2 separate regions of the Homo sapiens genome follow, and region 2 is linked to region 1. The links are chromatin contacts, found by Hi-C in ENCODE. All regions are on one chromosome and are shown on one strand. The core of a region is the stretch at or near the end of the contact, and the rest is flanking DNA. Distances in the headings are between cores, read along the strand shown.

Region 1 (3,118 bases), core at 536-3,035:
TGTCCTGTTAGTTATTTTATCTAAAGTACATGCAAAATGATGTCTGTATATTTCATTTGTCAGGTAACACAACTGCAGTACAAGTATCAGGAGCATAGTTTGTTTAGCAAAAAGTCAAGATGTGTCCCCTGGTCCCAGGCTATAGGTATTAAGGTCCTTGCCACCCATGATGGATGTGAATCCATCCGTCATAGATGTGGGAACATGGCTGCTTGCGTTATGCTCCTTCCTGGTTTATCTTCTCTCATCTGTTTGCAGGAACCTGGTGTGTAGGCTGCACACACTGGGCTTTGGCTCATGCCAACTCTTCTGCCTGGCCTGCTTGTCCGATGTCTTTCTACTTGGCTGCCTCCTCCTCACACCTCATCTCCCACAGGAGGGTTTTCCTGATGTTCAGAGGGGTTCAGAAGCTTACCTAATAGTGCACCATGAGTTTGTGGCATAGATAAGAACAAAATTCAGGGCTAAACTTTCTACCCACTATGTAGATGTAGCTGAGGAAAAAAGTGGCAATTTCAAGGTCTAAAAGTTTGCTCATTTGTGAGAGAGTCAAAGGCCTCGACAGAAGAGAACATTTCCCAAATGCCTTTTAATTAAATGCTACAGAAAATGCACAGAAGAGAAGGGGTGCTGTGTACCCATTAAAATAAATGAGATGAAGAAAAGAAAGAAGAAAGGCAAGAAGGGAGGGAGGGAGAAAACCGAAAGCATCCATGCAGACATGCAGACACAAACACACACAGTGTACTCCTGATACTCTGACTATACTTGATACATATTCCAAGATCCTAGACTCTGGGGCACTGTCAAAACCAGTAACCAACATTACAAGGGTTAAATTAGTTATCCTTGGTTGGCAATGGGTCTGACCTCTGCTAACTGGTGGTCTGGAAGGAGATACCAAATCTAAGTGAAAGTCCCCTTCAGTGTAAATGGTAAATTTGCTCTGTTTTGATCCCAGGGCCTGTGGTTCAACTCTCAGGAGGGATGTGTTAACACTTCATACAGTGGATGGAGAGAAAACTGCTGTTTTTAGAAAATTTATTTTTGGTGGCTAAATGCCTTTAAACTGTATGTTCATACATTTGTATAAACTATAATTCCCTCTTTATTTTGGTCTTGATCCATTCTTATTAAAATGAACTGGCTAATTTTCCTAAATTATTGTACCATTAAAAATTATTTGTTGGAACAATTATTTTTTTTTTCCTCGAGTCCACATTAGAGAAAAGGCCTCTCTCAGAGCCACGGCCAATCCACTTTCCCAGTGGTCTTCACTGAGCATCAGCAGTTCAAACATACCCAACCTGTACCTTTCAAATGCTCAACACAGAGAATTCCCCAAGGGTTAGTCAACCGCTGGCTCATATACAAAGAAAATACTGTATTTTGCTCTGAAGAGCTTTCTGAATCAATTTAAACACAGTGAGACAGACACAATATCCCAGAGAGAGGAAAACCTACCTTATTACATTCCTGACCCAAGAGAAAGGATTTGCCCTTAGGACATAAAAGGAATCTGAGGGGGTATGGGGAAAGAATTATCTAATCCTAAACGTAAAAACAGTTCATAATGCAGCATGACAATGCTTTTAATCGCTGACATAATTGTAATATGTATATATAATATGATACAAGGAAGGTAAATGCAGCTTGCTTTTCAGCCTTAAAGGCTCTCTTCAATATTCTACTTAAGGTCTTCTGGATTTTATGCATGCTTGGGGGAATTTTCAGGGGGAGGTAACGTGATATTATAAGGATTCTTTCTCAGTAAGATCACATCTTGTTCTGATTTGATTTGATGCATCTGTATGTGGCAAGTGTGGTAAAGTGAAACTAAGCTCTGTGAATGCAGTGTTTTACAATTCCTCCTTGATTTCCTGTGCAAGCCCATGTGGCCATAAAACAATGGGCAGAAGAATTGGGATTTTTATTTCTTCATATGGGAAAGCTGCTGGGAGAGACACTCCCGTAATCTCAGCTGTGAGTGGTGTGGGCGTTCACTGTTTTCCTTTCAGGGCTATATAAAATATATTTTTTAATGGGAGTTGAGTTTTTCCCCCAGATGTTTCCATACATGATATAATGTAAGCCTATGGTACCATCTCCCAGGAAGGAAAGGCATCCCTGAGTGATTGGTTGGAAGGCTGATAAAGAAACCTGACATTTTGAGAAGTCCAGCTTTTTTTTTTCTTCTTTAACATTATTTATGGAAAGAATTTTACAACACCCTTAAAAGTCACTATGTGGTGGCTGGACTTTACCAACTTTGCAGGCTGACATTTTTACACTAGGCATGGCTGGGACCTAGGAGTTTTGCAGTGTTCACATTTTACTAAAGTGAACGCTACTGACAATTCTGGCAGATGCCAATGATCATTCCAGAATACTGAGTATCAGATCCACTATTGCTCTTTGCGGTCATATGATTAGATGAGCAAAAGAAAAAAGTGTCCAAGTAATAGAAATTTAAAAATAAAGAGAGAAAGAGCTGGTGTTCTGGCTGGACGTTGTGTGTGTCCTAATTCTCCTGAACATCAAAATCCCTCAAATGATACCTTCTGCTTTGCTTTCTAGCTGGGTTTATTTTGCGTGAGCATGGCTTTGACCCCTTCTGGACTGCTTCCTGAGTAGAGGAACTGTATCACATTCATCCTGGTACCCCACAGGCCTTCACCCTGACTTCCACACGCAGGTGCTCAGGAACTGGTGCTTGGTGCAACATAAATATATAACTTGAACCAATAATCTGTTTCCTCATATTTCATTGTAGCTGCAGTTAAGCCGTTCACCAATCCAGATGCACTGAAAAGATTTTCTCAATTTAGCTCTAATATTGATGTTTTCTTGCTCTACGTCAGAGGAGGGAAGCTTCTGCTCTAGGGCAGAAGACATCTCCTATATGCCGGCTGCACACTTAAAATTTTTTAATTTAAATTTTAATTTATTTTTTGCAAAGGGCAAGAATTAGGAATTCTTTTTGGTTCACATGTTGTCATTAAGCTGGCTCCACCAGGTCATTCTAAGGTAATGCTTGGAAAGAGGCGGTAAAGGATGGAAATGGTCACTAGGGACTTAGAGGAGCCAGGGGCTGACTTCATTTATTTTACAAGTAAAC
Region 2 (2,817 bases), core at 288-2,787, 710 kb after region 1:
CTGTGAGCTGGGAGCCGTCCACTGTGCCACAAGGCTGTGGCTTCACAGCCATCCTAACTGCATGGGCTATCTCAAATGGCCATAGTCAAGGTAACCAGTAAATTATGAATTGGCCTGACAAAAAAAAAAAAAAAACTATAATGAAATAGCCTCTTTGAGGGGTTTGAAAATGAGACTCCACTTATAGTCTGAGCAGAGGATAAAATAAGGAGAAGGAAAATAGTTGGGAGCACCAAATAAGTTCAAGTAATGAGTAAACTTTAAGGCAGCAATAATAATAATAAACAATAATATACAGTACTTACAAAATGCCATGCTCTGTTTCAAGGGCTTTATCTCTCTTGACTCATTTAATCTTAGCAACAAGTGCATGTGGAAGGATAATTGCCAGGAGTTCCTCAATAATGACAGAGGTTACTTCTGACGCCATTACAGCAACAACCACAGAAAGCAATAAGACAGCAAAAGGATTACCCGGCCCTCCAGACACCTGGCTTACACCATCACCATCCAGCTCTCTTCTCTGCATGGCCTGGTTCCAAATACTTCTTCCTCTGAGATTCCATTTCCTCCTCTGTATCCCTAAGATAATCTCATTACTAAAGGTAGCATAAATGGGTTTCTGTTCTTTGCAGCCTAACAATGTGAATTGACATAAAGCTCATTCACAGCCATATTGAGTATAGTTAGAGAAAAAAATTCAGAAATATAGGTCCATAGTTCAGCATATGCTCTGAGGTCATCAAAGTAAGCAGAACTCCCCAGAAGGAATATGAAAGAATTTTCAATCTGCATCGCCAGTGGAATTAAACAAATAATGTGCAATATATTCACATCAGTACTTTTGCCTTTTGCACAAAATCAACTAACTATGTATGCAACCATGTCTGATACTTAGCACTTCAGCAAATGTTTGAATAATGTTATCGAATAAGAAAGTGGATGTATGTGTGTGGGGACACAAATGTGTTATGTCCTATGGCCACCTGCACATGATACCAAGAACACTGTCAACATACATGTTATCTACAGATAGGGAAGAAATAACAAAGAGAAACAAAAAGCTCGTGAGGCTACTGTGTGATAGTAAACGCCAGGAAACCATGAACTATCTGTACAGGACACATTTGCCTTTGTACCCCAAGAAGTTAGCACAGTGCCTCGCACATAAAGAACTCTCAATTCTTCTGTAATTGAATGGAACTGAATTGATCTAGTTACTATGTATCCTTGCTTAATCTCCAGGTAGCCATGTGATTGCAATGAATACCATTAATGCTGATGAATTTTATTATCTTATGAAAGCATTAAACTTCTGTACCTGTTAAGATCAAACTTCTGAAATTTATTGTTGCAGGACTTTTCCTTAGTTCAGCTAAAGACTGGGTCCTTGTCCATCCCACAGCCACAAAAATTTAGGCTTACAGGCTGGGCGCGGTGGCTCACGCCTGTAATCCCAGCACTTTGGGAGGCCGAGGCGGGTGGATCACGAGGTCAGGAGATCGAGACCATCCTGGCTAACAAGGTGAAACCCCGTCTCTACTAAAAATACAAAAAATTAGCCGGGCGCGGTGGCGGGCGCCTGTAGTCCCAGCTACTCGGGAGGCTGAGGCAGGAGAATGGCGTGAACCCGGGAAGCAGAGCTTGCAGTGAGCCGAGATTGCGCCACTGCGGTCCGCAGTCCGGCCTGGGCGACAGAGCGAGACTCCGTCTCAAAAAAAAAAAAAAAAAAAAAAAAAAAAAAAAAATTTAGGCTTACAGATGGTTTGAAGAGTAAAGAAGGGTTTGAGTGAAAAGGAAGAAAAGGGGGACACAGAGACTCTCCGCGAGGCCAGAGTTCTCTGCTAGAGCGCTTCCTGCCTCACCGCTTGAATCCCACGCTACAGACAGGAAGAGGAGGGGCCAGACTCCTCCTCATTGCAAACTGCGGGAACTGCCGTAGCTCCACCCCAGTGCTCATTGCTCCGAGGGCGCAAGTCTGTTGGAGATTTTCTGGGCCCCCCCATCTGACTGTCTCTTTATTTCCGTAAGATGGCTTTGTTTATATCACACACACAAAAAATAAGAACATAAAGGAACCTTTGGAAAAGATTGTATGATGTGCTTGAATTTTTATTTTTTTAAATCGTAAGGTATTTTCTTACAGACAACTATAAAGAAACTTCAGCACCCACCAGCCTGCTTTATCAAAATAACATTGGTCTCTGTTAACTGTTTTTTAAATTTATTTTTATTGAACTCCAGATGCACAAAATCAGATTAATCAGAGTTCTTGGTTCTTGACACAATATGATCCTCGGCTCTTTCATGGCTTTCAATTAGTTATAGATTACTTTATTCATGTAGTCATTTTTTTATTTTGAATAATATGAGTACTCCTGAATCCACAATGCAATCCAAAAACTTAACACATTAACAATAACTAGGCTTCACCCTATCTTGTGTTCCTGCCTACCCCTTCGGGACAAACACTATCCTGATTTTTGTGTTTGTCACTTTCTTGGTTTTTAAAAAACATTTTATTATATATATACCACATATAAAAAATATCATATATATGATATATATATAATATATATATATATAGTCAATATGTTGTTTTCAACCGATACATTATTTTACTTGTTTTGACCTTCATTAAAAGCGTATCATGTTACACGAAGTCGTCTAACACGCGTTCCAGGGACTCAATATTACATTACTAAAATTCAACTGCGTGTTATATGTCTCTGGTCCACTCAATGCTGGCTTGTTCTGTTGTGAAGACTTGCCTCAATTTTGCATGATTTGGGGTTGTTTGCCATTTTTACCATTAGA

Evidence for each region. A loop is a pair of places that touch in the nucleus more often than their neighbours do.
Region 2: a loop to region 1 is called in a map of DLD1, with 7 times the contacts of the local background. The contact joins the promoter of LINC01448 here to the enhancer-like site in region 1. A Hi-C loop is called at or near these places in 3 of 168 maps with a recorded cell type or tissue (Caco-2, DLD1 and heart right ventricle) and 1 of 37 single-sample maps with no recorded cell type.

The regions. Positions count from the first base shown.
Region 1 is chr7:41,995,091-41,998,208 of GRCh38, forward strand. All of the region lies in intron 10 of GLI3 (GLI family zinc finger 3), which reads right to left. Among named protein-coding and RNA genes, the nearest start is that of GLI3, 240 kb to the right of the region's middle. Within about 2 kb of position 1,786, at least 4 of the 41 ENCODE cell types and tissues checked have a DNase peak (open chromatin) inside an H3K27ac peak, as active enhancers do.
Region 2 is chr7:42,704,910-42,707,726 of GRCh38, forward strand. LINC01448 (long intergenic non-protein coding RNA 1448) reads right to left here and starts at 1,538. Exons shown (of 3, transcript NR_110833.1): 1 at 1,322-1,538.